Regions from separate parts of the Homo sapiens genome. Here regions 1 and 3 are each linked to region 2. Evidence: read pairs that join two places in POLR2A ChIA-PET (ENCODE). Cell type or tissue: PC-9. All regions are shown on one strand. Links, peaks and the distances in the headings refer to the core of each region. The heading gives the core; the rest is flanking DNA. Region 1 has its middle 42 kb from the start of TAF8. Region 2 has its middle 26 kb from the start of CCND3. Region 3 overlaps USP49 (ubiquitin specific peptidase 49).

Region 1 (9,327 bases), core at 1-8,000, 120 kb after region 2:
TATGGACCAAGCACACCCTCCTGAGAGTGCAAGTGACATGCAGGAATGGGAAGTGTTGCACTGTGGTTCATAGGTGCCTCAGCGGGGAGGGAGAGAAGGTGACCTAGGAGGGCTGCATTCTTGGCCTGTGATTCAGATGTTGGCACTGATGAGTTGGTAGCTCTGCCCTCTTTTGGAAGATTGGATGGGCACCCTCCCCACCTCCAGGAAAGCCCTGCCCCAGAAATAGCCTGGGCCCTCCAGCCCCCTTCACTGCAGAGCTTTCTACGGCACAGAAGAGATCCAAGCCTGAGCAGGCCCCAGCTCTGGGTCCTCCCAGGAGCACCAACCCCCTGAGGCCTCCTTGCCTCAGCCCATGCCCTGCCAGGGCATCCACCAGCCACCCAATGCAATTGCCAGCTGTCCAGCCCCAGTCCCACTCTCACCACCATCTTCTTTCTTTTTCTTTTCTTTTTTTCTTTTTTTGAGACGGAGTTTTGCTCTTGCTGCCCAGGCTGGAGTGCAGTGGCACGATCTCGGCTCACTGCAACCTCTGCCTCCTTGGTTGAAGCGATTCTCCTGCCTCAGCTGCCCGAGTAGCTGGGATTATAGGCATGTGCCACCATGAACAGCTAATTTTGTATTTTTAGTAGAGACAGGGTTTCTCCATGTTTGTCAGGCTGGTCTCGAACTCCCGACCTCAGGTGATCTGCCCGCCTCGGCCTCCCAAAGTACTGGGATTACAGGCGTGAGCCACCGTGCCCGGACACCATCTTCTTTCTTCTTCCATCTGATTGTGTTCAGAAGTGTAAGGCCCATGGTTACATTCAGCCTGGTGGGAACTAAGCTTAAAAACCCAAACACAGCCAGGCACGGTGGCTCACGCCTGTAATCCCAGCATTTTGGAAGGCCGAGGTGCACGGATCACCTGAAGTCAGGAGTTCAAGACCAGCCTGGCCAACATGGTGAAACCCCATCTCTACTAAAAATACAAAAGTTAGCCAGAGGTGGTGGCGGGTGCCTGTAATCCCGTCTGCTCGGGAGGCTGAGGCAGGAGAACCACCTGAACCCAGGAGGCAGAAGTTGCAGTGAGCTGAGATGGCACCACTGCATTCCAGCCTGGGAGACAGAGTGAGACTCCGTCTCAACAAACAAACGAACAAAACCCCAAACCTTTTAGGAAACTCAGGCCAAACTACAATGGAGGGACCTGCCCAAGGTCACTGAGCTACTGTAATAGGTGCCAGAGCTGGGACTAGAACTCAAGACTCCGGCGAGGCCCTACCCAGATCCAGCCAATTCACTTGCCCAAAGGAAAGGATGTTTCCAGTCCCTCCTGGCCAACTCCCAACCGTGGGTGAAGGTCCCTGAGGCGTGGGTGGACAGGGAGCCCTGGGACTCCACATCAGTAGCATTTTACATGGAACACATTATTGGTGGGGTTATTTTTACTGGAAAATTTTGAGGAGAAGTTTTATAATTGAATACATGTAAATATATTAGGAAATATAGTGTAGAATGCCCATGAAAAGTAAAGTCTCAAGGACATTTTGCTTTTTTAGTGGCAGCTTCAGGCTTCTCTCCTAAAGCTCGAGGGGGTGGGAGGGCATGTCTATTTGCTCCTTTTTTTGTTTGTTTTGGCAATCTGGGAGGAAAAATATTAGAAGCACTGGTCTAATTAATGGTTCTGCCTTAAGCCGGGTGATAATGATCTGGTTCCTTTGTTACATATCTTTTTATTCCATAATGGATTAGAAACAGCTTATAACAAAAATAATAAATAACAACAATCTATGAAATTAAAAAGCAGGCCGGGCGCAGTGGCTTACGCCTGTAATCCCAGCACTTTGGGAGGCTGAGGCGGGCGGATCACGAAGTCAGGAGTTTGAGACCAGCCTGGCCAACATAGTGATACCCCGTCTCTACTAAAAATACAAAAAAATTAGCCAGGCATGGTGGCACGTGCCTGTAGTCCCAGCTACTCGGGAGGCTGAGGCAGTAGAATCGTGTGAACCCAGGAAGTGGAGGTTGCAGTGAGCCGAGATCGCGCCACTGCACTCCAGCTTGGGCAACAGAGTGAGACTTCATCTGGGGAAAAAAGAAAAAGAAAGAAATTAAAAAGCAGAACCAGTGGAAAATGGACTTTAGATAAGTCAATTTGGGCGTGAGGAGGAAGAGGGCCAGGAATAAACAAATAAATATACATAAGATGGCAATAAATGCTGAGGGAAAAAATTAAGCAGGGTAACGAGAATAGAGGGTGTGGAGGAGGAAGGGCATTGCCATTTATTTATTTATTTATTTAATTAGAGACAGGGTCTCGCTGTGTCACCCAGGCTGGAGTGCAGTGGCGTGATCTCAGCTCACTCAGTTGCCCTGGCTCAATCAGTCTTCCCACCTCAGCCCCCCAAGTAGCTGGGACTATAGGCGCACGCCACCATGCCCTGCTAATTTTTTTATTTTTAGTAGCGACGAGGTTTCACCATGTTGCCCAGGCTGGTCTCAAACTCCTGGTCTCAAGCTATTCACCCACCTCAGCCTCCCAAAGTGCTGGGATTACAGGCATGAGCCACCGTGCCCAGCCTGGGGTATGGCCCTTTAATGGAGTGATTACGGAAGTCCTCTCCTCTCCAAGAGGGTGACATTTGAATTGAGACCAATGGAAAAGAGCATTGGGTGACACAGGAATAGCCAGTGCAAAGGCCCTGAGGCAAGAGTGGGCTTAGCGTATTTAAGGAGTTCAGTGTGGCCAGCATGGAGTGGTAAGGGGCAGGAGTAAGAGAGCGTTGGAGCATGTGGGGTCTTGTGGGCATCCTAATGATAACAGTGTTTACCATGAAGGGGTGGGCCAAACAGAGGAGTGAGATCACCTGACTTAGGTTTAACAAGCTCATCCTGGACGCTGTGTTAAGAATTGACTTCCATCATAAATGTAGCAGCAGGAAGACCAGGCAGAAGGCAAAAAAATGATAGTGGCTTGGACTAACTGTGTGACAGTTGAGGAGGTAAGAGATAATCAGGGGCCAGGTGTGGTGGTTCACGCCTGTAATCCCAGCAGTTTGGGAGACCAAAGTGGGAGGATCGCTTGAGCCCAGGAGTTCAAGACCAGCCCGGGCAACATAGGGAGACCCCGTCTCTACAAAAAATTAACAATAAAAAAAATTAGCCAGGCATGGTGGTGTGTGCCTCTGGTACCAGCTACTTGGGAGGCTAAGGTAGGAGGATCACTTGTGCCCAGGAGGTCAAGGCTGCAGTGAGCTATGATTGCATCACGGAACTCCAGTGAGACCCTGTCTCAAAAAAACACAAAAAACAAAAAACAAAACAAAACAAAAAAAAGAAAAGAAAAAAAAGTCAGAAATGGTGGGTGTATCTTAAAGTTAAACTGACAAGATTTGCCAAGGGATTGGAAGTGGTGTGTGAAGAGTGGTCAGGGAAGAATGCGGCTCTGCGCCCTGAGGTGGAGAAGGCTCTGGGTGTGGGAGGCCAGGCGGGACTCAGGTGCTCGCTCAGCTGTGCACCTGTTAAGTGCGAGATGCCATTAGGCAGCCAAGTGGAAACACTGAGTTGGTAGCTGGCTCCATGAGTGGCATTCGGGGGAGGGCTGGAAGTCATCAGGGTGGGTGAGAGTTGAGGACGTCATGTCTGTTATCCCAGGCTTACCTCTCGATAGATCCAAGGAAAGAACCCATCTAGAATACTTGGAAGGATTGTTGGGCTGCAGTTCCCTGCCTTCCCGAACAGCTTGATCCCATCTGGTGGTTGTGTTCTCTTTGTTTTTGTCATATTGTTTTATTTTGTTTTGTTCTGCAGTGGGCCACTATTCCCTGCCCCCTCTTAGCTGCCCTAGACAAATGTACCATGTGGTAGGGAAGTAGTGAACTGACTGTTTAAGGTGGTATTCCTTGGTAAGGCCTGGGCATGCAGGGGCTCAGAACACTCACCTCTAGCCATGCTGTGTAGACATAGAATAAGATTTATTAGAGAAACTTGTGGGCAGAAAAACAGCAAAGTGACTGGGTTCTCTGAACCCTCCTTATCTCATAGAGGTGGAATTGGCCAGACTGAGCTGGAAGCACCAAGATAAGCGCTTAGGGAGGAGGATCCCCCACAACCCCCTGCCCATTCTAGGTTATTTAATTTTTTTTCTTTTTTTTTTAGAGACAGTATCTCGCTCTGTCACCCAGGCTGGAGTGCAGTGGTGTGATCTCGGCTGACTGCAACCTCCACCTCCCGAGTTCAAACGATTCTCCTGCCTCAGCCTCCCCAGTAGCTGGGATTACAGGCGTGCACAACCACAGCTGGCTAATTTTTGTATTTTTAGTAGAGACAGGGTTTTGCCATGTTGGTGAGGCCGGTCTCCAATTCCTGGCCTCAAGTGATTCGCCTGCCTCAGCCTCCCACAGTGCTGGGATTACAGGTGTGAGCTACACAGGATTACAGATGTGCCCGGCCATCAGTGTACACGTTTACAGGGGAGTTGGGAGGAGGGTAGGAAATGCCTGGTCCACTACATTACCCTAGGAGCTTCCTGGTCGAGGAAAAGGGGTGCCTTCAGAGCTCAGCCACTGCTATTAACCAGAAGCTCTGTGTGATCTTCCCTTGAACTAACTTGGGATAATATTTGTCCTTCAAGGATCATGAAATCCTTGGAGGTTTGCCCTCCAAACCTTCTCTCCACTCCCATGCTCAAGTATCTCTCACCACCTTCACCAAAGTCCACTCCCAAGCAGTCATCACACTGGGACTCCTTCAGGGTAAAACCAGCCAGGACACCAGGCTTCCAGCTAGAGCACAGGGTTTCTCAACCTCAGTACTACCGACATTTAGCTAGATTTGTTGTGGGAGGCTGCCCTGTACATTGTAGGACATTTAGTAGCACCCTTGGCCTCTACCTGCTGAATGCCCTTACTATCCCCCTAGGATGTCAATGAAAAAATATCTCCAGATCTTCCAGATATCACCAAATATCCTCTGGGAAGCAAAATTGGCCCTGGATAAGAACCATTAAAGTCAACTAAGACACCAGGGGGCTGCATATTCAGAAACTAAAGTGAGACTGGTAGAAAACTGGGGCAACAGAGATTTTTTTTTTTTTTTGAGACGGAGTCTTGTTCTGTCCCCTAGGCTGGAGTGCAGTGTCGCGATCTCGACTCACTGCAACCTCTGTGTCCTGGGTTCAAGCGATTCTCCTGCCTCAGCCTCCTGAGTAGCTGGGATTACAGGCACCCACCACCACACGCGGCTAATTTTTTCTTTTGTATTTTTAGTAGAAATGGGGCTAGTTTCTACTCCTGACTTCAAATGATCCACCCGCCTCAACTTCCCAAAGTGCTGGGATTATAGGCATGAGCCACCGTGCCCGGCTGAGATTTATTCCCCCCTCAAATCAGAATACATCTTCACTGTTTCTTCTGTCTAATTTCCTCAAGCTAGACTATAGGAATTAAGACAGTGTTGTAACATTTCAGAGCCCCGGAGCCCAACTCCCTGCATGACAACCCTGGCTCTCTGGCTTGCTAGCTCTGTGACCTTGGACAAGTTACATAGCCTTTGATAATAAAAGTGCCTGCCTCTTGGGGTTGTTGGGAGGATAGTATGAAATAATATGCGTAAAGTGCCTAGGATCGTGCCTGGTACCTAATAAGCTGTTGCAGGACAGGCTCCCCAGGAGACTGAGGTTTGTGTGCAGCAAGTTTGCTGGGAGTGCCCTCAAGAAGCACACTGGCATGGGAGAGGGAGAAGTGAGCACAGGGAAAAGCTGGGCTGCCTGCACTTGCAATGGAGGGGCGCCCTGGTCTGCAAGGACCTTCAGAGTTGTCCCGCATTGAGGGGAGGGACTTAGTGAATGTGAGCTGCCTCTAGGGTGTGGGCGTGACCTTGGGTGAGGTGGCTCTCCCGGGAAGGACAGTTCCTGGGGAGGGACTGCCAGCTGCTGGCTGGGGGTGTGAAAGCTTCAGTCCTGGAAAGGGAGAGGGTCAGGGAGACAGTGTAGCACCCATTGTGAGTGCTTGCTGACCAGTATCATGAGGCTTGATTGAAACAGAAGCAAGCCTGAGCAACACAGCGACACCCCATCTTTTTTTTTTTTTTTTTTTTTTTTGAGATGGAGTCTCACTCTGTCGCCAGGCTGGAGTGCAGTGGCGCAATCTCGGCTTACTGAAACCTCCGCCTCCTGGGTTCAAGTGATTCTCCTGCCTCAGCCTCCCGAATAGCTGAGACTACAGGTGCGCGTGACCACGCCCAGCTAATTTTTGTATTTTCAGTAGAGATGGGGTTTCACCATGTTGGCCAGGCTGGTCTCGATCTTTTGACCTCGTAATCTGCCCACCTCAACCTCTCAAAGTGCTGGGATTACAGGCGTGAGCCACCGTGCCCGGCCTACACCCCATCTTTAAAAAAAAAAATGTTTTTAATTAGTGAGGCATGGTGGTGTGCACCTGTAGTCCCAGCTACTCAGGAGGCTGAGTGGGAGGATCACTTGAGTCCAGGAGTTCAAGGATTCAGTGAGCCATGGTCATGCCACTGCACAGCAGCCTGGGCAACACAGTAAGACCCGGTCTCTAAGATAGGTAGATAGATAGATAGATAGATAGATAGATAGATAGATAGATAGAAGCAAAAGTATCTTATTTTTATTTTTAAATATTTTTTGAGATGAGGTCTCACTATGTTGCCTAGGCCAGTCTCAAACTCCTGGGCTCAAGCAAGCCTCTCAAGTAGCTGGGGCTACAGGCATGCACCACTGTGCCTTGCTGAAAGTGTCTTTAAAACATTATGGCCACCCAAGGAATGACTGTTAGCCTAACAGTGACTCTATGACCACCTCCCAGTACTGCTTACCCCAAGCCTGCCCTCTCTACTTACTGCCCTCTCTGGAACAAAAATTTGGAGAGATGCTGTCACACCCACCCCAGCCACATTGCCCTGGGGGCAAAAGGCAGTGCAGCAGGTGCAGTTTGGCTCCCTAGCACCCTCCAGCTGTGTGGCCTTGGCAAGGTCACTTGGCCTGTGGAGGCTGTAGTTTCTTCTTTGGTAAGCTGGGAGTGGCACTATCTGCCCTAAGGGAGATGAGGTGATGACACATGACACTGCACAGCAGGGGTTCTCAAAGTGCCATCCCTGTACCATCAGGACTTGCAGCCTCATCTGGAAACTTGTTAGAAATGTGAATTCCCAGCCAGGTGTGGTGGCTCACGCTGTAACCCCAGCACTTTGGGAGGCCGAGGTGGGTGGATCACCTGAGGTCAGGAGTTCGAGACCATCCTCACCAACATGATGAAACCCCATTTCTATTAAAAATACAAAAATTAGCCAGGCATGTTGGTGGGTGCCTGTAATCCCAGCTACTCGGGAGGCTGAGGCAGGAGAATTGCTTGAACCCAGGAGACAGAGGTTGCAGTGAACCGAGATCGCACCACTGCACTCCAGCCTGGGAGACAGAGTGAGACTCCATCTCAAAAAACAACAAAAAAAGAAAGACATGTGAATTCCCCAGCCCCATCCCAAACCCACTGAATCAGGAGCTTTGGAACAAGTCCCACACACCTGTGTTTTGACAAGTGCTTCTGATGCACTTCTGAGTTTTGAGAATGACTGGTGTGCCAGACAGCACCTAGCTTTGTGCCTGGATCCTAGGAGAAGCCATGTCAACCTCAGATGGATCTCAGTCTGAACCTGAACCCCACCAGTCACACAAACTTCAGGCACTTGTGAGCAAAGTGCCACCTGTTGGCTAATGCCCACTCCACATGCACACACGGGGATGCCAGGCTAAGACTGCGGTGCTGGACACCAGGGTAAATTACACAGGTGCCTTCTGGCACTCCCCTCTCCTCTCCCTGGAGAATCCAGTTAAAGTGAATGTCAAGGGCAGCTTTAAATGGCCAAGAGAGGTCACCGAAAGACCACAACTCACTCTGTAGGAAAAATAAGCACACAAAGGGCATCCCTCATTCCTCTGCCCAGCTCATGCACGTGCTCCCACAAGGGTCACAGGCCAGCAAGAGAGGACACCCACAAGGACAACCCAACAGTGCCCCATGTGGTCCCGTGCTCTCTTGGGCCACCGGGCTCTCCTGGGTGGAAGAGCTTTGCATTCTCCTGCTCCATAGTCCAGTTATTTGTGTGTACGTCTGTCTTCCACACTCAACTGTGAGCCTCTTGCGAGGTTCCTTGGCTTGTACTGAGTGGCGCCCCCTCGCAGTGTTGAATTGCATTGGTGGAATTCTGTGCTGCCCTTAGCTATTAGAACAAATGCTGGAAAGTTGTGAACCAAAAGGCAGGAAGATGACAGATGGGGTAGCCCAGAGAGAGACAGAGAAAGTAGGAGCCTACCAAACCCTCTTGAATGGCTCAGAAAATAAACTAAGGCAACAATGAAAAGCGGCAGGAGATGCTTCTCTGCAGTGAGGAAAGCTGAAAGGAGTCAGAAGGCTCAGTCTGTAGAAGACAAGACTGAAAATATTCCATTTTCAAGAATGAGAAGGGAGTATAAGTGCGGTGGCTCTTGCCCGTAATCCCAGCACTTTGGGAGGCTGAGGCAGAAGGATTGCTTGAGCCCAAGAGTTCAAGACCAGCCTGGGCAACCTAACGAGACCGTGTCTCTACAAAAAATAAAGACAAAAATTAGGAAGAGCACGGTGGCTCACGCCTGTAATCCCAGCACTTTGGGAGGCCGAGGCGGGTGGATCACAAGGTCAGGAGTTCAAGACCAGCCTGGCCAAGATGGTGAAATCCTGTTTCTACTAAAAATACAAAAATTAGCCAGGTGTGGTGGCGGGCGCCTGTAATCCTAGCTACTCAGGAGGCTGAGGCAGAGAATTGCTTGAACATGGGGGGTGGAGGTTGCAGTGAGCCGATCTCACACCACTGCACTCCAGCCTGGGCGACAAGGCAAGACTCCATCTCAAAAAAAAAAAAAAAATTAGCCAGGCCTGGTGGTGAATGCCTGTAGTCCCAGCTACCAGGAAGGCTGAGGTGGATCACTTGAGCTCTGGAGGCTGTGACCTATGATGGCACTATTGCACTCCAGCCTGGGCGACAGAGCAAGACCCTGCCTCAGGAAAAAAAAAAAAAAGAAAGAAAGAAAGAAAAGAAAATGAGAAGCCAGTGTCCCACTTCTGAGAGTAGCATTAGGGCTAATGATCCTATGCTGAGATGGAAGAGATTCAAAACAGCAAGTCTACTGGGTCCCCACTCTGTGCTTAGACCCCTGCTAGGCCCTCAAAACCTTGTGCAGGGAGCTCACTCCTTAATAAAAACCAAACCTAGAACTGTAAGGCTTTCCTCTTGAAGGTGGGCTCTGCAGGTGGGGAGGGCTGGTGAACAGGTCGGACCTGGCTGGCT
Region 2 (11,120 bases), core at 1,267-9,266:
GCTTACACCTGTAATCCCAGCACTTTGCAAGGCCAAGACAGGAGGATCGCTTGAGGCCAGGAGTTTGAGATCGGACTGCACAACCTAGCAAGACCCCGTCTCTACAAAAAAATTAAAAATTACCTAAATGTGGTGTGCACCTATAGTCCTATTTACTGAGGAGGCTTAGGTGGGAAGATTACTTGAGCCTGGGAGGCTGAGGTTGCAGTGAGCTGTGATCATGCTACTGCCCGCCAGCCTGCGTGACAAGAGTGAGATCCTGTCTCAAAAAAATAATTTTTTTTTGAGACGGAGTCTTACTCTGTTGCCCAGGCTGGAGCGCCATGGCGCAATCTTGGCTTACCACAACCTCCACCTCCCGGGTTCAAGCGATTCTCCTGTCTCAGCCTCCCAAGTAGCTGGGACTACAGGCGCGTGCCACCATATGCCCAGCTAATTTTTGTATTTTTAGTAGAGACGGGGTTTCACCATGTTGGCCAGGATGGTCTCAATCTCTTGCCCTCGTGATCTGCCCGCCTCGGCCTCCCAAAGTGCTGGGATTACAGGCATGAGCCACCACGCCTGGCCAAAAATAATTTTTTTAAAGGCTGCCATGACATGACCTAAATTCTCCGTCCAGCCTTATCTTTGCTTCCCCAACACACAGGCATCTACTCTCCAGGTCCCTGAGTGGCCCAGCATTGATGCTTTTGCTCAGCTCACACACTTCTTTCTGCCTAAAATCCTTCCCCAATCTCCACCTCTTGAAATGCTCCATGTCCTTCAAGGCCAACTCAAATATCACCTCTGCAAAGAGCCCCAGAGGTGGCTTGAAGGAAGCTCTTGAAGGAGCTTGAAGGAAGGTGTGATGTGAGACACACAGGTTGCCCACAGAGGCTACCCTAATTGCTGACTAGTAAAGGGGAATTTGCCTTGGCCAAGTCACACTATTTCAGGGTCTGGGTCTCAGCTTTACATAAGGAAAAGTGTGCTTTATTGAAGCTGCCTGAAGAGTACACACAATCTCACTGTCTCTAATACAGACCACAGAAATGAATACACAAAGCAGAAAAGCAGAGGCAACAAGTGAAGCTGGATACCAAGGCAGGCAATCAGCCATGCTGTCCTTGACACAGGAGGCCAAACTCCAATCAGAGGGGGAGGTGGTGAACGTGGAACCACTTGCTAAGGCAGCTACTGTGTCCCACAAAACATGGTAAAGAAGCATGGTTCAAGAGGTATGAGTCAAGAGTTACAGAACCTGGGTTTGAAACCTAGCTCTGCCACTTAGTCTGTGACTCTGGATAACTTACCTGGACTCCATCAAATGGAGGAAGAAACCATCAAATAGTCCCCTTTGAGCTGGCTGTTCCCTCTGCCTGGACCACTCTTTCCCTAGATCTCCACATAGCTCCTTTCCTCACTTCCCTCAGTCTCTGCTCCATTTTCACCTTTCCTGATCTTCTGAGATAAAACAGGGACTCTTCCCCCCACCTCTAGCACTGTCCATCATCTTTACCCTGCCATATCCCCAGTGCCTGGACCAGGGCCTAGCCAGAGGGAAGTAATCAATAAATATTAGTAGAATGGATGAATAAAGTATACCCACCCCACAGAGTTGTGAAGATGTTTTGAACTGAGCTTGACCCACAGTAAAGCTCCGTAAATGTTAAACCTTATTAGAAGAGCCTCCTGCTGAGAGCATGCCACATACCAGGCACCCAGAGATGCCCAAGAGGTATTGGGGGGTTAAGGGTTTCCCAGTCTTGTTGGAAAGACAGAAGCTTCAGGAGAGGAGCACTTCCTCCAGCGTGTGTATGTGTGTGTGTGTGAGTATGTGTGAATGTGTGTGAGTCTGTGTGTGTGAATGTGTGTGTGAATGTGTGTGAGTCTGTGTGTGTATGTGTGAATGTGTGTGAGTGTGTGTGTGCATGTGTGAATGTGTGTGTCTGTGTGTGAATGTGTTTGTGTGTATGTGTGAATGTGTGAGTCTGTGTGTGAGTGTGTGTGTGAGTGTGTGTGAATGTGTGTGTGTGAGTGTGTGTGTGTGTGAGTGTGTATGTGTGTGCATGCACATGCACACAGTCTTCTTCCAGGGAAGACAGCGATGCTGCTTACTGCTGCTTGAGCTGCATCCTGAGTGGGAACTAACTAGGTGAGGAGAGAGCATCTGGCCTATGTGGTTCAGCACTGCCAGCAGACCCAGCAGGTTGGGTGCATGACAGCAGGGTGGCAGGAGTCTGCAAGAGACCTGGACTTGTCCCCTAAAGGGAGCAGAGGGCTGTTACAGGGTTTCATCTGAACCACACCCTGAGTGCTAAGCATTAAGGTTTGGGAACCAGTAAGTAGAGAGCAGTTAAGAGGTTCTTGCAAGAACCTAGTGAGAAGTTCCAAGGGCAGCTTGTGAGAATAAAAGAAATGCAGGAGACAGAAATCACTGGAACTCAGTGACCCCTTTGTTGGTAGTGGAGGGATAGTCCAGGATGACTCTAGGATTTCTGGTTCTGGCAATTTCATGGAAGGTGTTTCTATTTCCTCTGATAGGAATCCAAGTGGAAGAACAGATTTGGGGAAAATGTTCTCTATTTCACGTTGCTTTTTTTTTTTTTTTTTTTTTTTTTTTTTGACAGAGTTTCGCTCTTTGTTGCCCAGGCTGGCGTGCAGTGGCACAATCTCAGCTCACTGCAACTTCCGCCTCCTGGGTTCAAGCAATTCTCCTGTCTCAGCATCCCGAGTAGCTGGGATTACAAACACCCACCATCACGCCTGGCTAATTTTTGTATTTTTAGTAGAGACGGGGTTTCACCATGTTGGTCAGGCTGGTCTCGAACTCCTGACCTCGTGATCCGCCTGCCCCGGCCTCCCAAAGTGCTGGGATTACAAGCGTGAGCCACCACACCCAGCAATAATAGGTAACTTCTAAGACCCATAGCCAGTAAGACGCCCAGCTAGGATGTGAACTCCAGTCCTGTCTGAGAACACCTCTCCCACTCCCCTGGATTGCCTTGATGCCTTGAGTCAGGACCTCAGGAGTGCACGCCTCTGGAAGTCCTTAGCACAGGCAGCTGTGCCCCGAAGTGGATGCAGTCATCCTGGGAATACGGGGAGAGTGGAATGCAAGGAACATCCACATTTAAGGGGTAGGTGGAGAAACGGAAGGAAACAGAACAGCCAGGAAGGTCAGGAGAAACCAGAAGCCACGGGAAAGAGTTAATACCAGATCACAATGCTGCCAGGGCCAGGAACCCTCCCTCAGCTCACAAAGTATCAGACTAACTGGCCCAAGCGCCCTCCCACCCCAAAGGACACATTCTTCCTTTTGATATGTTAATCGATGCCGTAGGGTTAAGGTCGAACTTTCACTAGCTCGGAGCCTTTGTGTCTCTTTAAATCCGCTTGCATATCTTTGTCTGACCCATTATGTACAGATTTTACAGTTTACATCTGAGTTAATTATCTTAATTTAAATTTCTGGGAAGATTCTTCCAGGCTGACCTCCTGCTGTATGGGATATGGCAAAATAACTTAGGCCTTTAGACTGAGAGCTTAATTAAAATATGGGCTGTGCTGTGTGACCTTGGCCAAATTACTTAAACCTCAGTGTTCCTGCCTGTAAAATGGGGATAATATAAATTGCATTTAGGGATGGTTATGAGAATAAGAGAAAATACCTAAGATGTCCAGTTTATAGTATGTGCTGTTATTATTATGTTTAGTGCTTGGCTTCAGGTCCTGATCACCTGGTAAGCTTGTTAATTCTGATGGCCACCTTCTGGGCAACACAGAGATATCCGAGCTCCACAAAAACTAAAATCAGCCAGATATGGTGGTGCATGCCTGTAGTCCCAGTTATAGGCTGAGGTGGGAGGATCCCTGGAGCCCAGGAGGTCGAGGCTGCAATGAGCCATAATTGCCACCACTACACTCTAGCCTGGGCGACAGTGAAACCCTGTCTCAAAAAAAAAAGAGAATTCTGATGGCCCTGTTATACTCCCAGAACTGAAAATCAGAATCTTAGGCATGGAGCCCAGGTTCTATATGTTTATCTCCAGGTGATTCCGAAACACATCCAGGGCTGAGAACCACAAGCACACCCTCCCCTCCCCACCGAACCAGGAATTATGTTCTCCTTCTGTTGTCTGTATATCTCCATACAGAATTTACCACAGTCTATCAGTAAACTGTCTCTTAGTTAGGCAGGTCTGTCTATCCCATAGCTAGAAATTCTGAGGGTCAGCTCCCTTCTAGACTGGATGTGGTTATTCCCAAATCAACCATCTACTGAGTCATGCCTCTTCATCCATTACAATAATCTCATTTTAGAGGGGAACCCAAGCTTTTTGATTTATTAATTTATTCACTCATTTGCAGTTGACCCCTTAAGCCCTCTACAGCATGAATAATTGAGAATTCACACAAATTCTGGGGTGAGACTAGAACAAATGGAAAGAGAAGTTTAACACAAGTTGACGCAAGTCTCTAGGTATTAATAACTGCTCCATAATTAATAATAATATAACAATAGTTATATAGCATGCTTTGTGTCAGGCCTTGTTTTAAGTGCCGGCTAACCATAGGTCGAAGGCTTCCTGGATTCCCTAGCAGAGGAATGAATGACATGAAAGGAAATTCCTCTAGGAAAAAAACAAAACAAAACATTTTTGAGGTTTTCTTTGTCTCACCTCTGGTTTCAGACCCATGGTTCCTTTGCTGAGTCATGGAGAACGGCATTTTGAAAGGGGGAAGGCGGAGGAGTGTCACCTTCCTATTCCCAGGGCAGCAGAGTCACCAAGGCTAGACAGCCACATTTTCATCCTACCCTAAGTCTCTTCAATGAATACATAATAATATTAATGAATGCTTGAATGAAAAATTAATAAGTAATTCAACAAGCACTTACTGATTCCCTCTGAAAGATTTGGAATCAAATATCCCTGGATTTGATTCCTACCTCTGTCACTTATGACACTGGGCAAGTGACTAAGCCTCGATTTCTTCATCTATAAAAGGAGCTGGGCCAGGACATATCAGCAAGTTCCTTCTCAACTCTCTAGTCCAGGCTTCTTAGACAATAACCTGCACATGAATCATTTGGAACTTTGGTAAATGCAGATGCTAATTCAACGCTTCCGGGTAGAGCCCGGGAATCTGCATTTCTATCCATCTCCCGCAGCAGCTGCTGGGACACACCTTGAGTAGTGAAGATCACACTTGGAGTCCACACTGAGGCAATTTTTAGCTGTTCTCACTCACAGACTTTCTTATCCATTGTATCAATTTTAGTGCGTCAAAGTGACTTGCAGAACCTGTTAACTATGCAGCTGCGTGATTCTTTCCCCAGTCCCCAGAATCAAAGTCTCAGACACACCCTGGTGGTTCTAACCCCCACTAATGTCCACATCCTTCAAGGTGGTTATTTATTTGCCTTCTCCAGCCTTCCCTTGAGTAGGCCAAATCATTCTAAATGCTTCAAATGTTTTTGCACCCAGGATTTTGTAATAAATTCCCTTTAAAAGGTCAGACATTTATGAGAAGGGAGTTTAATTATTAGTCTTTTCTGAATGTAAACCATCTTCATTCCAACTAAAGTGGTAGGAGAGGAGAAGCAGTATGGGGAAAGAGTAGAATTTCCTGCTGATTTGACACAAAATGCTGATATCAATGAAGATAACATTTAGCTAACAGCAAATGGGGTATAAAGTGTCATCAATTCAATGAATCACTGTGCACTGGAAAAAAATGCCCTAAAATCTCACAGCTCATATATGAAAGAAACTTTGATGTCCCAAATTTGACACTAATCCTAATATCTTTATGACATTACCAATAATGACTTCTGAAGCTGAAATAAGCTTTTCTGGACTATCAATAATAGAAAAAGTTTATAATCAATCATGCTAGAGGAATACTGGTTTTTTTAATTCTATGGAAAATATTACAAAATTATTATGATATGAAGATGCAGCTAAGAAGGATGCAGCCAAAAAACCTAGGAAAATCGGGCCTGTAATCCCAGTTACTTGGGAGGCTAAGGCAGGAGGATTGTTGAGCCCAGAAGTCCAAGCTATGATTACACCATGGTACTCCAGCCTGGGTGACAAAGCAAGACTCCATCTCTAAAAAACAAACAACAACAACAAAGACATAGGAAAAAAAGTATTATAGAGGAATGTCAAAGAGTTAACACAAATAGTATGTTACCTTTCTGGATTTTGAGATGTGTGTGATCTTGATGTTTCAGCTCTTTTTTCTAATACGTTGTGATTTCATTTCAAAATCTAAATATTCACTTTTGTATCTTTTATATCTGTGATTTTATAATGTTTCTGTATTGGTTTGTGTTTGTTTGTTTGTTTGTTTTGACACGGAGTCTCACTCTGTCACCCAGGCTGGAGTGCAGTGGTGCGATCTCTGCTCACTGCAACCTCCACCTCCTGGGTTCAAGCGATTCTCCTGCCTCAGCCTCCTGAGTAGCTGGGATTACAAGGGTGCCCAGCTAATTTTTGTATTTTTAGTAGAAACGGGGTTTTGCCCTGTTGGCCAGGCTGGTCTCAAACTCCTGACCTAAAGTGATCTGCCCGCCTCGGCCCCTCAAAGTGCTGGGATTACAGGTGTGAGCCACCATGCCCGGCCTCTGTATTGTTGTTTAAAGACGGCTCCCCAGATTACATAAGCTTTAGACCCCATAAAACTAGAATCTTCACGCCTGTAATCCCAGCACTTTGGGAGGCTGAGGTGAGTGGATCACGAGGTCAAGAGATCAAGACTGGGCCAGGCACAGTGGCTTATGCCTGCAATCCCAGCACTTTGGGAGGCCCAGGCGGGCGGATCACGAGGTCAAGAGATTGAGACCATCCTGGCCAACCAACATGGTGCAACCCCATCTCTACTAAAAATACAAAAATTAGCTGGGCATAGTGGCGCACGCCTGTAATCCCAGCTACTCGGGAGGCTGAGGTGGGAGAATGGCTTGAACCTGGGAGATAGAGGTTGAATTGAGCCAAGAATGTGCCACTGCACTCCAGCCCGGGTGACAGAGTGAGACTCGGACTCAAAAAAAAACAAGAGATCAAGACCATCCTGGCCAACACGGTGAAACCCCGTCTCCACTAAAAATACAAAAATTAGCTGGGCGTGGTGGCACGCACCTGTAGTCCCAGTTACTAGGGAGACTGAGGCAGGAGAATCGCTTGAACCCGGGAGGTGGAGGTTGCAGTGAGCCGAGATGGCACCACTGCACTCCTGCCTAGTGACCGAGTGAGACTCCATCTCAAAAAACAAACAAACAAACAAAAAAAGCAAAACAGAATTTACCCTGGGTATACTTGAAAGCATATGAACTTTGGTGTCACATCTGGGCTTAAATCACAGATCTACCACTTGCTTCTTGTGTGCTGTGTGGCCTGAGAAAAGTTACTTAATCTCCCTGAACCTCAGTTGTTTGCTCTAAAATGGAATGGTGAGCTGGGCATGGTGGTGAACGCCTGTAGTCCCAGCTACTTGGGCGGCTTAGCTGGAACTGCTTAAGCCCAGGAGTTCAAGTCCAGCCTAAGCAACATAGCAGGACCTCGTATCTAAGAAAAATAAAATAAAATAGGCCAGGCGCGGTGGCTCACTCCTGTAATCTCAGCATTTTGGGAGACCAAGGCGGGTGGATCACGAGGTCAAGAGATTGAGACCATCTTGGCCAACATGGTGAAACCCCATCTCTACAAAAAATACAAAATTTAGCTGGGCGTGGTGGCACGTGCCTGTAGTCCCAGCTGCTTGGGAGGCTGAGGCAGGAGAATCGCTTGAACCCAGGAGGCGGAGGTTGGAGTGAGCCAAGATCGCGCCACTGCACTCCAGCCTGGTGACAGAGCGAGACTCCGTCTCAAAAATAAAAATAAAATAAAATAAATAAAATAAAAATAAAAAACAAAATGGGATGGTAATATCTATCTTGCAGGCTTGTCTTGAGAATTAAATAAGATGCTGAATGCAAAGTGCCAATTTTGTGGCCATCTTAATAAGCCTGTGGTGAGAAGACAATTGAGACAGTGAGAGGTTCATTTGAGGTCACATAGCAGAGTGAATGTCCTTTAGAAAGAATCTGGATTTGAAGTTTATATTAACAACCTCACTTCCTCTCAATCTCCCATCCCTTTCAAAACAGGAAGTAAACAGCAAGCCTGTATTATGGAAGTAAATCTAACCCATCCTTCCCTCTTCACCAAAGACAAGTCATAGAGACGTCCCCACACACTACACCCATGCGCTTCCACGTGGGGAAAGTCGAATGGGTGCCCAACTGACAGTGCCTGTGAGAAATAATGAATCAGATGCAATTGAGAAATACTTGGCCTTTTGGTTTTCTTTTGAAATCATCTATTTGGTTACCAGTTTTGTGTTCTGTTTTTTTTCCACCAACTCAACCCCAAAATTCTCTTTTTTCCACAAACTTGCTCCAGTTTCTTTTTTTTTTCCCCCCCTTGAGACAGAGTCTTGCTCTGTCACCAAGGCGGGAGTGCAGTGGCGCGATCTTGACTTACTGCAACCACCACCTTACAGGTTCAAACGATTCTCCTGCCGCAGCCTCCCGAGTAGCTGGGATTACAGGTGCATGCCACCATGCCCAGCTAATTTTCGTATTTTTAGTAAAGACGGGGTTTCACCATGTTGGCCAGGCTGGTCTCGAACTCCTGACCTCAGGTGATCCACCAGCCTCGGCATCCCAAAGTGTTGGGATTACAGGCATGAGCCATCGCGCCCAGCCTCCAGTTTCTTTAGAAGCATTATTTCATTTCATTCTCACAGTGGCTCTAGATGATAAGTATTTAGTTTTTCAGTTTTGTTTTGCTTTTAGAGACAGGGTGTAACTACGTTGCCTAGACTGGACTTGAACTCCTGGGCTCAAGTGATCCTCCCATCCTCCCGCCTCAGCCTCTGAGTAGCTGGGACTACAGGTACCTGCCACTGAGCCTGGCTCCAAGATGATAATTATGTATTTATAATCCCCATTTTGTGGATAAGGAAACAGAGGCTGAGAGAGGTGGAGTACCTTACCTGGATATGAATCCAGGTCTGCCTGGTGTCAGAACCCAGGTTCTTTTTTTTTTGAGATAGAGTCTCGTTCTGTCGCCAGGCTGGAGTTCAGTGGCATGATCTTGGCTCACTGCAACCTCCACCTCCCAGGTTCAAGCAATTCTCCTGCCTCAGCCTCTCGAGTAGCTGCAACTATAGGCGCTCCACCACGCCCAGCTAATTTTTGTATTTCTAATAGAGACGGGGTTTCGCCGTGTTGGCCAAGATGGTCTCGATCTCTTGACGTCATGATCCGCCCGCCTCGGCCTCCCAAAGTGCTGGGATTACAGGTGTGAGCCACCGCACCCGGCCTTCCTTTTTCTTTATTTTTGGTGTGATCACACATTGCATTTACTTGTCGTATCTCCTTAGTCTCATTTGCCCCAATTTTAAAATAAGGTAGAAAAGAGATACTTCCGGCCGGGCGCAGTGGCTCACGCCTGTAATCCCAGCACTTTGGGAGGCCAAGACGGGCGGATCACGAGGTCAGGAGATCGAGACCATCCTGGCTAACATGGTGAAACCCCGTCTCTACTAAAAAAATACAAAAAAATTAGCTGGGCGTGGTGGCGGGCGCCTATAGTCCCAGCCATGCGGGAGGCTGAGGCAGGAGAATGGCGTGAACCTGGGAGGTGGAGCTTGCAGTGAGCCAAGATCGCGCCACTGCACTGCAGCCTGGGCAACAGAGCGAGACTCCATCTCAAAAAAAAAAAAAAAAAGAAAAGAAAAGAAAAGAGATACTTCCAGAATCCTTTGCAGTTCTAACATTCTGTAAGTGAGCCCATTCTGTATACACATAATTCAGCTAACTGAATGTGTTCTTGCTGATTTTTCTGAAGATTTTCCCCTAGAGCTACAACGTCCTCTGCTTATACTACATCATGAAGGCTGCAAAGAATATGTGGTGGTAAACATGATGTGGCCATGGAGTTTAGATAGCCTTGGCTCTGAATCCCAGCTCCATCAAGCCCCGGTTATGTGACCTTGGACACATAACCAGGCTTCACCTCTTAAAGCCTCCTTTTCCTCCTTTATAAAATGGTGGTTGCATAAAGGTTCCCATCACCTAAAGCTGTTGTGACAGAGATGGCGCCTGGAAAGTGCACAGTACTGTGCTGAGGACTCAGCATTACTACGTTTGATAGCCTCACGCCTCCTTGTCTGTTTTGGGTCTGAATGTAGAATTTGAGGGGGTAACATCAAAGGGAGACTGAGGTGCAGTGGCTCATGGCTGTAATCCTAGCCCTTTGGAAGGCTGAGATGGGAGGATCGCTTGATCTCAGAAGTTCAAGACCAGCCTGGGCAACAGAGTGAAACCCCATCTCTACAAAAAATTTACATATATATATATATATTTAAAAATTAAAAATATATATATATATGACTGAGTTGGAGAGGGGCAGAAGGGGCAAGGGACATGGGATGGCCAGATGGTGTGATTCCAGATGAATGCACATGGCTAAGCTGGGGAAGAGAACAGCTTTCCTCTCTGCCCAACCCCACCCATGTGTGTCTGGGTAATGTCAATGAGACGTTGGGCTGGAAAATGGTAGAGAACACTAAAATATCCAAAGGGGGAATTACAGTTATTTCTGAAATGCATCCCCAAATTTTCTGTCTCAGCAGGCAATGACAAATCCCTGGGGTAAAACACAGTCTGTTCTTCCCTTCTCTCTAACACCCGCACAATTCCTAATCAGAATTTCATTCTCCACTTAAGCAGTCAATCCAAAGCCTCCAATTCTTCCAGCTTCTGAAAGTTCAGCTCATCTGCCCTAAATCCTTTAAAATAAACAAACTGATAAGCCAAACAACATTCCTGCCATTTCTCTTTTTTAAAATCTTAGCATTTTATAATAGTTTAAAAATGGAAACAATCAAAATATCCAACCATAGAGGACTCATTAAATAATTATAACCTTATAATAGAATATTGCTCTATAATAGAAAATTGTACTATGTTATATAGACTACTGTACTATAATGTTCCATATTATGATTGAATATTAAAAGCAACCATGGATGTAGAATGGAGTAGTGGTTATCACTGTAAATCCTGGAGTTGGACTGACCTGGGT
Region 3 (11,120 bases), core at 1,628-9,627, 130 kb before region 2:
TATTGACACAGTATTTCTTTTTTTCTTTCTTTCTTTTTTCTTTTTTTTTTTTTTGAGACAGAGTCTCGCATTGTTGCCCAGGCTGGAGTGCAGTGGCGCGTCCCCGGCTCACTGCAACCTCCACCTCCCAGGTTTACACCATTCTCCTGCCTCAGCCTCCCGAGTAGCTGGGACTACAGGTGCCCGCCACCATGCCCGGCGAATTTTTTGTATTTTTAGTAGAGATGGGGTTTCACCGTGTTAGCCAGGATGGTCTCGATCTCCTGACCTCATGATCCGCCCGCCTCGGCCTCCCAAAATGCTGGGATTACAGGTGTGAGCCACCACGCCCGGCCTTGACACAGTATTTCTGTAGTTCTATAGTTTCCTCATACTGTTCAGATTCATATAGTCTTCAATAGCAGCTAGAAAAAACTCACTAAGAATAAATATAATCAAATATTTCTTTTATTCTTTTGCTTCTCAGTAAATGTTTTCTCATTAATTCTCAGTAGAAATAATTTCAGAATTATAATAATAAAGTATTTAAGCACTGACAGGAAACGCTACTCCAATAACTTCTTCCATACTCGAACAATTTTTGAAAGATTTTAGAAAAGTGATTCTAATTTGAAATTCAAATAGTGCAAATAAATCCATGTAAAATAACTATACCAAACCTTCTCTCTCAGTAGTTCTTATTGGTATGGGTAAAAATATAGGTTAAAATAAGGCAAAGGTGGACAAGATTATCACAGCATGTGTGTAAGATTTCTGAAATGTAAGAAGTAGTAGCAAGATTTCTGGACCCTAGAAAGGGCCAAATGATGAGGTTTGGGGTGATAGTACATTTGGAAAACCCTATTTATTAACCTAGTCCACACTATTCAGCATGTGATTTCAAATCTGTCTTGGCAGTTTATCTACGAAGCTGTTGCTGAATTCTGCCCTTTTGGCAAAACACTTCCAATGTTGGTAAAGTGAGCACAAAACTAGAAAACATGTTGAGTATATTAAGTGGGTCCACTTTGTTTAAAACTTTAAACAAAGCTTTCACCTGTACACATATTTGAATAGCTAAGAACATTGAAACATGCACGCCCATCACTAGGAAGAAATCAAAGTAGGCAACTAAAGGAAATTTGTCCTATTTAAAGTTCTCATGAGTTCTTCTGCAGTATGGGGCATTCTTGGGTCTCTGATGTCCTTGAGATGTCTGACCTATGATTCTCTAGTTAATAACTACCAATTCCATTCCTATGATACCCATACTTTACCTCACTCTATCATAACATCGAGCACTGAGCACTATCTAAAAAGTCTCTCATGCTGTTGAGAAAATGGAAACAATGATTATACAATAATAACAGCAATAAAAATTAGTAAAGAACATCAAGTATCAGGTATTTTTCATATCTTCTCTAGTCCTAAAATGCCCAGACACTATTATCCCGATTTTATATATGAGGATCTTGAATATCAGAGAGGGTAAATGATATGGTTTGGATCTGTGTCCCCACCAAATCTCATGTTGAATTGTAATCCCCAGTGTTGGAGGTGGGGCCTGGTGGGAGGTGACTGGATCAAGGGGGCAATTTCTCATGAATGATTTGGCACCATCCTCTTGAAGCTGTTCTTGTGATAGTGTGTTCTCACGAGATCCAGTTGTTTAAAAGTGTGTAGCACCTCAACATTCTCTATTTTGCTCCTGCTCCAGCCATGTAAGATGTGCCTGCTTCCCCTTCACCTTCCGCCATGATTGTAGTTTCCTGAGGCCTCCCCAGAAGCAGATGCCACTATGCTTCCTGCAGAATCATGAGCTGATTAAACCTCTTTTCTTTGTAAATTACCCAGTCTCAGGTATTTCTTTATAGCAATGTGAGAATGGACTAATACAGTAAGTATTCTCAAGAACACTCACATAGAAAATAGCTGAGTCAAGGTTCCAGCTCAGTACTGCCTATCTTCAGTTTTTATAATATATGATTGTATTCAAGAAATAGGAAAGAAAAAAATAATGTTAAGAGTAGAAGTGGAGAGATGGTAATAAGGAAAGAAGACTGATGATTCTTAAGGAGATGAATCACTCTAAGCCCAAACCACCACTAGTCTTCAATCTGGGTCTCTACCCACCATCAAAGGGGCAATCATTAGGTTAGAGAACACAGCTTGCTTACCACTGGGTGCTGTGTCTTATATTTGCTTGGTATATCCCAGAGGGGAAAAGACTTAATAATGACTTTTGGATGGGTGGATGAGATGGAAGGATGACAAACGCACATTTAGCATGCAAAGGAGTCTTTAGCCAACTTAAACGAATGCTCATGCCATTAACATTTCCATTACAAGATTCTGAAATGCAGTCATGAAAGCCAATTTAATTGCAATTTAGATTTGCTAGGTTAGTCAAGTATGGAAAATGGAAGGAATTGGGAAGTAAACACAACTGTTATTTTAAGAACTGGAAAATCTGGCCGGGTGCAGTGGCTCACGCCTGTAATCCCAGCACTTTGGGAGGCCGAGGTGGGTGGATCACGAGGTCAAGAGATCAAGACCATCCTGGCCAACATGGTGAAACCCCGTCTCTACAAAAAAATACAAAAAATTAGCCAGGCATGTTGGCAGGCACCTGTAGTCCCAGCTACTTGGGAGGCTGATGCAGGAGAATCACTTGAACCCAAGAGGCGGAGGTTGCAGTGAGCCAAGATTGCGCCACTGCACTCCAGCCTGGTGACAGAGTGAGACTCTAAAAAAAAAAACAGAAAAAAAAACACCAGAAAATCCAAGCTAACAAAAGGTAGGTAAAGTAAAATTTATGAAATGATATAAATTGGCTGGGCACAGTAGCTCATGCCTGTAATCCTAGCACTTTGGGAGGTCAAGGTGGGAGGATTGCTTGAGTCCAGAAGTTCAAGATCAGCCTGAGGAAGATGGTGAGACCATCTCTACAAAAATAAAAAATAAAAAAATTAGCTGGGCATGGTAATGTGTGCCTGTAGTCCTAGCTACTCAGGAGGCTGAGGTGAGAGGAGCACTTGAGCCCAGGAGTTCCAGGCTGTTGTGAGTTATGATCATACCACTGCACTCCAGCCTGGGTGACAGAGTGACACTCTGTATACAAAATAAATAAATACAATACAAATTGAGTAAGAAAACAGTTAACAGACATAGGTAGAGTAAGCTGGAAGGGAGTTGAAAAAGAAGGGGGTTTTTTGGCTCATAGAGAACACTAGGTCTTTCTTCACAAAGCAGTACCCAAAGGCTCTGAAATAGGACACCCTGACCACATAAAGAAAACTAAAAATAAAAACCACATGATCATCTCCATAGATGCAGAAAAGACTTCTGATAAAATTCAACATTGCTTCATGTTGAAAATCCTCAACAAACTAGGCACTGAAAGAACGTATCTCAAAATAATAACAGCCATCTATGACAAACCCACAGCCAACATCATACGGTATGGGTAAAAGTTAGAAGCATTCTACCTGAGAACTGGAACAAGATAAGAATGCTCACTCTCACGGCTCCTACTCAGCGTAGTACTGGAATTCCTAACCAGAACAATCAGGCAAGAAAAAGAAGTAAAAGGCATCCAAATAGGAAGAGAAGAAGTCAAACTATATTTGCAGATGATATAATGTTATAACTAGATCTTGGACAAGGTAGCATAAGAAAAAGTAAATCGATAAATAAAAATACAAAATACAAAATAATTTTATACCTAGAAAACCCCATAGTATCTGGCCAAAAGATCCTAGATCTTATAAACAACTTCAGTAAAGTTTCAGGGTGCAAAATCAATGTACAAATATCAGTAGCATTTCTATACACCAACAGTATCCAAACTGAGTGCCAAATGAAGAGTATGATCTCATTCAGAACAGACACACACACGCACACACACACACACACACAAACAAAATACCTAGGAATACAGCTAATCAGGGAGGTGAAAGATCTCTACAGCGAGAATTACAACACTGCTCAAAGAAATCAGAGATGACACAAATGGAAAAATACTCTATGCTCATGGATAAGAAGAATCAATATTGTTTAAATGGTCATACTGCCCAAAGCAATCTACAGATTCAGTGCTATCCCTATCAAACTACCAATGACATTCTTCTCAGAATTAGAAAAAAACTATTCTAAAATTCATATGGAACCAAAAAAGAGCCTGAATAGCCAACGCAATCATAAGCAAAAGAACAAAGCTGGAGGCATCACTGTTACCCAACTTCAAACTATACTTTAAGGCTACAGTCACCAGAACAGCATGGTACTGATATAAAAACAGACACACAGTCCAATGGAACAGAATAGAGAGCTCAGAAATAAAAACGTACACCTACAACCATCTGATACTCAACAAAGTCGACAAAAGCAATGGGGAAAGGGCTCCCTATTCAATAAATGGCACCGGAATAACTGGCAAGCCATATGCAGAAGATTGAAGCTGGACTTCTTCCTTACACCATCTACAAGAATCAACTCAACATGGGTTAAAGACTTAAAAGTAAAACCTAAAACTATAAAACCTCTAGAAAACCTAGGAAATACCATTCTGGACACAGGCCCTGGCAAAGATTTCACGACGAAGACCCCAAAAGCAATTGCAGCAAAAGCAAAAATTGACAAATGGCACCTAATTAAAGAGCATAGCAAAGAACAACAACAACAACAAAACCTATCAGCAGAGTGAACAGACAACCCACAGAATGGGAGAAAATATTTGCAAGCTATGCATCTGTCAAAGGTCTAATATCCAGAAGCTATAAGGAACTTAAATTAACAAGCAAAAAACAAACAGCCCCATTAGAAAGTGGGCAAAGGACATGAACATACATTTTTCAAAAGAAGACATATGGTGGCCAACAAGCATATGAAAAGAATGCTCAGCATCACTAATCATTAGAGCAATGCAAATAACCACAATGAGATACCATCTCACAGCAGTTAGAATGCTATTATTTAAAAGTCAAAAACATCACAGATGATGGCAAAGATGTGGAGAAAAGGGACCACTTATACAATACTAGTGGGAATGTAAATTAGTTCAGCTACTGTGGAAAGCAGTTTGGTGATTTCTCAAAGAACTTAAAACAGAACTACTATTTAACCCAGCAATCCCATTATTGGTTATATACCCAAAGGAATATAAATCACTCTACCATAAAGACACATGCATGCATATGTTCACTGCAGCAATAATCACAATAGTAAAGACATAGAACCAATCTAAATGCCCATCAATGGCAGACTGGGTAATTCCACTGCCTGCAACATCCTGGCTAACCAGAGGTCCTGCGTCTATCCACATGACAGTTTCACTGCTAGCATAACCAGCATTTGAGAGAGCCAGCCCACCAAACATATCTGCAACCAAGGACTCTCACAGAGTGTACTTCACTCCCTTGTCACCTCCACCAGAGCAGGTGCTATTATCCATGGCTGGGAGACCTGAAGAGGAATCTATCACAGGACTCTTTGCAGATATTCCCCAGAACCAGCCCAGGGCCTGGTAGCTCCACTGGGTAGCTAGACCCAAAAGAGCAGTAATTATCACTGCAGTCCAGCTCTAAGGAAGCCCTATCCCTAGGGGAAGGGGGAGAGCACCACATCAAGGGATCACTCTGTGGTATAAATAAATCTGAACATCAGGCTTTGAGTTCCAGATTTTTCCACTGAAATAGTCTACCCAAATGAGAAGGAATCAGAAAAGTAATTTTGCTAATATGACAAAACTAGGTTCTATAACACCCTCAAAAGACCACACTAGCTCCCCAACAATGGATCCAAACCACTGCAGAATATACATTCTTTTATCAGCACATGGAACATTCTCCAAGATAGACCACATATAGGTCACAAAACAAGTCTCAATAAATTTAGGAAAATGAAAATTATATCAAGTATCCTCTCAGACCACAGTGGAATAAAACTGGAAATTAACTCCAAAAGGAACGCTCGAAACTATGGACATTAAATAATCTGGTCTTGAATAATCTTTGGGTCAACAATGAAATCAAGATGGAAATTTAAAAAATTCTTGGAACTAAACGATAATAGTGACACAATCTATTAAACCCCTGGGACATAGCAAAAGTGGTGCTAAGAGAAAAGTTCATAGCATTTAATGTCTACATCAAAAAGTCTGAAAGAGTCCTGGTGTGGTGGTTCATGCCTATAATCCTAGTACTTTGGAAGGCTGAGACAGGTGGATTGCTTGAGCTTAGGAGTGTGAGACCAGCCTGGGCAACATGGCAAACCCTGTCTCTACAAAAAATACAAAAATTAGCTGGGTGTGGTGGCATATGCCTGTAGTCCCAGCCACTTGGGAGGCTGAGGTGGGAAGATAGCTTGAGCCCAGGAGGCGGAGGTTGCAATGAGCAAGATTGTGCCACTGCGCTCCAGTCTGGACAATAGAGCCAGGCCTTGTCTCAAAAAAAAAAAAAAAAAAAAAAAAAAAAAAAAGTCTGCAAGAGCATAAATAGACAATCTAAGGCCACACCTCAAGGAACTAGAGAAATAACAAACCAAACCCAAACACAGCAGAAGAAAAGAGTAACGAAGATCAGAACAGACCTAAAATAAATTGAAACAAAAAAAAATACAAAAGATAAATGAAACAAAAATGCCTATCAACCAACGAGTGGATAAAGAAAATGTGGAATATATATACCATGGACTACTACTCAGTCATAAAAAGGAATGAAATAATGGCATTTGCAGCAACCTGGGTGGAGGTGGAGACGATTACTCTAAGTGAAGTAACTCAGGAATGGAAAACCAAATATTGTATGTTCTCATAAGTGGGAGCTAAGCTGTGAGGATGCAAAGACATAGGAATGATATAATGGATTTGGGGGGCTTGGGGGTTAGGGTGGGAGGGGGTAAGGGATAAAAGAATACACAGTAGGTACAGTGAATACTGCTTAGGTGATGGGTGCACCAAAATCTCAGAAATTGCCACTAAAGAACTTATCCATGTAACCAAAAATCATGTTCCCAAAAACTATTGAAATAAAATAAAAGAGAACTCTGCAATACCTTCTGTAGTTTGTCTCAGCAAATACCATAATGTAAATATCAGTATAATGAATTGATTATTAACATTTAAAAAAAAAATAGGCCGGGCACGGTGGCTCATGCCTGTAATCCCAGCACTTTGGGAGGCCGAGGTGGGCGGATCGTGAGGTCAGGAGAACAAGACTATCCTGGCTAACACGGTGAAACCCTGTCTCTACTAAAAATACAAAAAATTAGCCGTGCATGGTGGTGGGCGCCTGTAATCCCAGCTACTCGGGAGGCTGAGGCAGGAGAATGGCGTCAACCCGGGAGGCGGAGCTTGCAGTGAGCCGAGATTACACCACTGCACTCCAGCCTGGGCGACCGAGCAAAACTCCGTCTCAAAAAAAAAAAAAAAAGAAAATTAAAAAAATAAGAAGTGCTATAATAGAGATTTTGGAAGAACACAATAATGGTATTTATTGAGACCTTGGGTCAGTGAAGTTCTCTTAGAGAAGTTGGCACATAAAAGGAGTTTTGAAGAACCAACAGTAGTGGCTGACTCCACGGAAATGGGAAAGAGAGGAGGAAGTGAGCAACTGGATGAATCTCAAGGTTCTTTCTTTTATAATTTACAGGGTTAGGCTTGACTTAATCTGGTCTTTTTCTAAACTTGCTTTTTTAAAGACCTGTATAAACTATTGCTATTTTTGTTCTTTTCATTTTATAACACTGTGGATGGATTTATAATATAATTTGTCAAAGTCTTAGCCCAACCTCCTATTTTTCTTCAGTTAATTGAAATAGTGGGTTCTGAATTTGTAATGTCTAATTTTTAAAAAACATTTTTAATTAAATAAAATTCTGCTACTATGAAGTCTGGAAAAAAAATTAAATATTGGCCTGGCAGAGTGGTGCATACCTGTAGTCCTAGCTATGCAGGATGACTGTTTGAGCCAAGGAGGTCGAGGTTGGAGTGAGCTATGATTTTGCCACTGCGCTCCAGCCTGGGTGACAGAGCAAGATCCTTGTAGACCTTGTTTCAAAAAAAAAAACAAAAAACAAAAAAAAACCTTTTTACTATCTGGCCCCTGTCATCCTCTCCAACTATTTCTGAGTATTTCCCATAGGCCCCATAGGCTCCTTGCAATGTAGACAAACTAAATTACTCATTGTCTGTCTCCCAAACTAACCACACTCTTGCCTTCTCACCTTTGTTCATACTATCCCCGCAACCCAGAAGGGTCTCTTGTACTTCCCTTCTGCTTATCCATTTGTTCAGAAAATAATTTGGATATCTATTAGGCATTCTGTGGGCCCTAGAAATATTATAGTTAAAAAAAAAGACACAGTCCCTGCCTTCAAGGAGCTTACCATCCAGAGAAGCTTATTCTTTCTTCGATTCTAGGTTGAAGGCCCATCTACTTGTGAAGTCCTACTCTGAGCTTTCATTGCATTATAGGTTGCTCACACACCAGTGCTAATCATAATCCCTAAAAACACAATCTCAAATGCCATAATCCTGAAAGATCAAAATCTCTAAAGTCTAAAAATCCCTAATATCTAAATCCTGAAAATCACAATCCTGGAAGATTAAAATTCAGCATGTTGAAATCCTGAAAGCTGAATTCTGGGGAAGTTCATTTTTTATTGTAAGCAGGGTAGCTGTAGCATGTTACTTGTATCATCTTAGGTGGACCTATTCCCATCCTATTTTTATTTGCATTTGGCAGAAAATTCAGATGAGTAGATTAGTCACATGATACAACAACAACGCACAGTTCCGTTTAAAAATGCATCATTTGGCCGGGCGCAGTGGCTCACTCCTGTAATCCCAGCACTTCAGGAGGCCAAAGGGGGTGGATTACCTGAGGTCAGGAGTTCAAGACCAGCCTGGCCAACATGGCAAAACCCTGTCTCTACCACAAATACAAAAATTAGCCGGGTGTGGTGGCGCCCGCCTGTAATCCCAGCTACTCAGGAGGCTGAGGCAGGAAAATCACTTGAACCTGGGAGGCAGAGGTTGCCATGAGCTGAGATTGTGTCACTGCACTCCAGCCTGGGTGACAGAGCAAGACCGTGTCTCTAATAATAAAATAAAAATGCATCACTTGTTTGCACTGGCATTCCTTCCAGCTGATGAAATTCCAGGAGCTTTTAATGAATTAAAGCCACATTTGCCTTAAAAAACTAGCAAAATTACTGACTGGTTCAAAAATAATTATGTGCATGGTAGGATAAGAAGACACATACTTAGCTGGGTGTGGTGGCTCACACCTATAGTCCCAGCTACTTGGGAGGCTGAGGCAGGAGAATCACTTGAACCCAGGAGGTGGAGGTTGCAGTGAGCCGAGATCATGCCACTGCACTCCAGCCTGGGTGACAGAGTAAGACTCTGTCTCAAAAACAAAACAAAACAAAAAAACACATACACAATGGTGTTGCTGTTCAATCACCAGTATTATTTGTGCCAAACCTGTGGTCTGTATATGATTTCACGTGGAATGGATTTCTATGTACCCAAAACAACATAGAAGTATGGCACAAAAGATGGGCAAATTTAATAGGAAATGCTCATGTCTGTGTATATCATGTCAGTATATGTCAAATGTGAATGTATTCTACAAGGAGAGCCATGCCCTAAAAGAAAAAAAACCTATTTTTCATTTTAATCACAGCTATTAATTATGAGGTAAGACTTCAAAATACAGTTAAATTACTGCAAAAGTCAGCCAGGTCTTATGGACAACCTCTGTGCAACTAACTGCCCAGAATTTATTCCTGTAATACATTTTTCATAAGTTAAATTTGATTTTTAGTTTTTGTGTTTTTTCTTAAGTTTTTTATTCCACTATTTAGTCAGCTTATTCACATATATAAATACTATATATATGAAAACTATATATTATATATAAATACTATATATACATGAATATGTTATATATATATGATGGAGTCTTGCTGTGTTGCCCAAGCCACAGTGCAGTGGCTATTCACAGACACAAGCATAGTGTATTACAGCCTCAAACTCCTGGGTTCAACTGATCCTTCTGCCTCTGTCTCAACCAGCTAGAACTACAGGTATGTGCCACTGCACCCAGCCATCTTGGCTCACTGCAACCTCCACCTCTTGGGTTCAAGTGATTCTCCTGCCTCAGCCTCCTGAGTAGCTGGGGCTACAGGCGTAGGCCACCACGCCTGGCTAAGTATGTGTCTTCTTATCCTACCATGCACATTAATTACTTTCGAACCAGTCAGTAACTTTGCTAGCACTATTTTTTACAATTCACTGTGCTACATATTTCATCTTTGCATCATTTCCAGTACTAAAAGTATAAATTAAATTATATACTTTTACGGAGTTATAATTTGTTTTACGTATTTTGTAAATATGACTCCAAAAAAGTGCATCATCACGTTGGCTTTGTGTATAAGCATTGCGTATGTCGGAAAAAAAGGTCGAAACTTCCTCAATAAATGAAGAGATGTCTTTTTGTATATCTGCATTTGTGGAACATAGAATTTTTCAGCTGGGTGCAATGTCACGTGCCTGTAGTCTCAACCACTTGGGAGGCTGAGCTGGGAGGATCGTTTGAGCCCAGGAGTTCAGGCCCAACCGGGGTAACAAAGCAAAACAGTATCTTTAAAAGAAATAGGCTGAGTGCTGTGGCTCACACCTGTAATCCTAGCAGTATGGGAGGCTAAGGCGGGCGGAGTTCCTGAGCTCAGGAGTTCCAGACAAGCCTGGGCAACATGGCAAAACCCTGTCTCTAATAAAAATACAAAAAATCGGCCGGGTGTGGTGGCTCATGCCTGTAATCTCAGCACTTTGGGAAGCTGCGGCGGGCAGATCACCTGAGGTCAGGAGTTCAAGACCAGCCTGGCCAACATAGTGAAACCCGGTCTCTACTAAAAATACAAAAATTAGCCATGCCTGGTGGCGGGTGCGTGTAATCCCAGTTACTCAGGAGGCTGAGGCAGGGGAATTGCTTGAACCCAGGAGGTGGAGGTGGCAGTGAGCCAAGATTGCACCATTGCCCTCCAGCCTGGGCAACAAGAGCGAAAATCCATCTCAAAAAATAAATAAATAAATACAAAAAATCAGCCAGGCATGGTGGTGTGCCCATGTA

Evidence for each region. Peaks named below come from ENCODE experiments on the same cell type or tissue, not always from the same donor. Only the 100,000 strongest peaks of a DNase experiment are listed, where the experiment ranks them.
Region 1: POLR2A ChIA-PET joins it to region 2 with 5 read pairs; 4 of 35 experiments call an interaction of 5 or more read pairs at or near these places.
Region 3: POLR2A ChIA-PET joins it to region 2 with 9 read pairs; 5 of 35 experiments call an interaction of 5 or more read pairs at or near these places.

The regions. Positions count from the first base shown.
Region 1 is chr6:42,088,298-42,097,624 of GRCh38, forward strand. No RefSeq gene overlaps it. Among named protein-coding and RNA genes, the nearest start is that of TAF8, 42 kb to the left of the region's middle. In PC-9, for the core only: no CTCF peak of the experiment used is centred there; DNase peaks (open chromatin) are centred at 34, 3,474, 5,884 and 6,954; H3K27ac peaks cover 1,006 bases.
Region 2 is chr6:41,962,484-41,973,603 of GRCh38, forward strand. It overlaps a transcript of CCND3 not described here. Among named protein-coding and RNA genes, the nearest start is that of CCND3, 26 kb to the left of the region's middle. RefSeq lists an enhancer at 2,490-3,000. In PC-9, for the core only: no CTCF peak of the experiment used is centred there; DNase peaks (open chromatin) are centred at 4,648, 4,998 and 5,368; H3K27ac peaks cover 3,733 bases.
Region 3 is chr6:41,832,981-41,844,100 of GRCh38, forward strand. All of the region lies in intron 3 of USP49 (ubiquitin specific peptidase 49), which reads right to left. LOC124900222 (small nucleolar RNA SNORA8) reads left to right here; the gene lies at 1-13. Among named protein-coding and RNA genes, the nearest start is that of TOMM6, 51 kb to the left of the region's middle. In PC-9, for the core only: no CTCF peak of the experiment used is centred there; no DNase peak of the experiment used is centred there.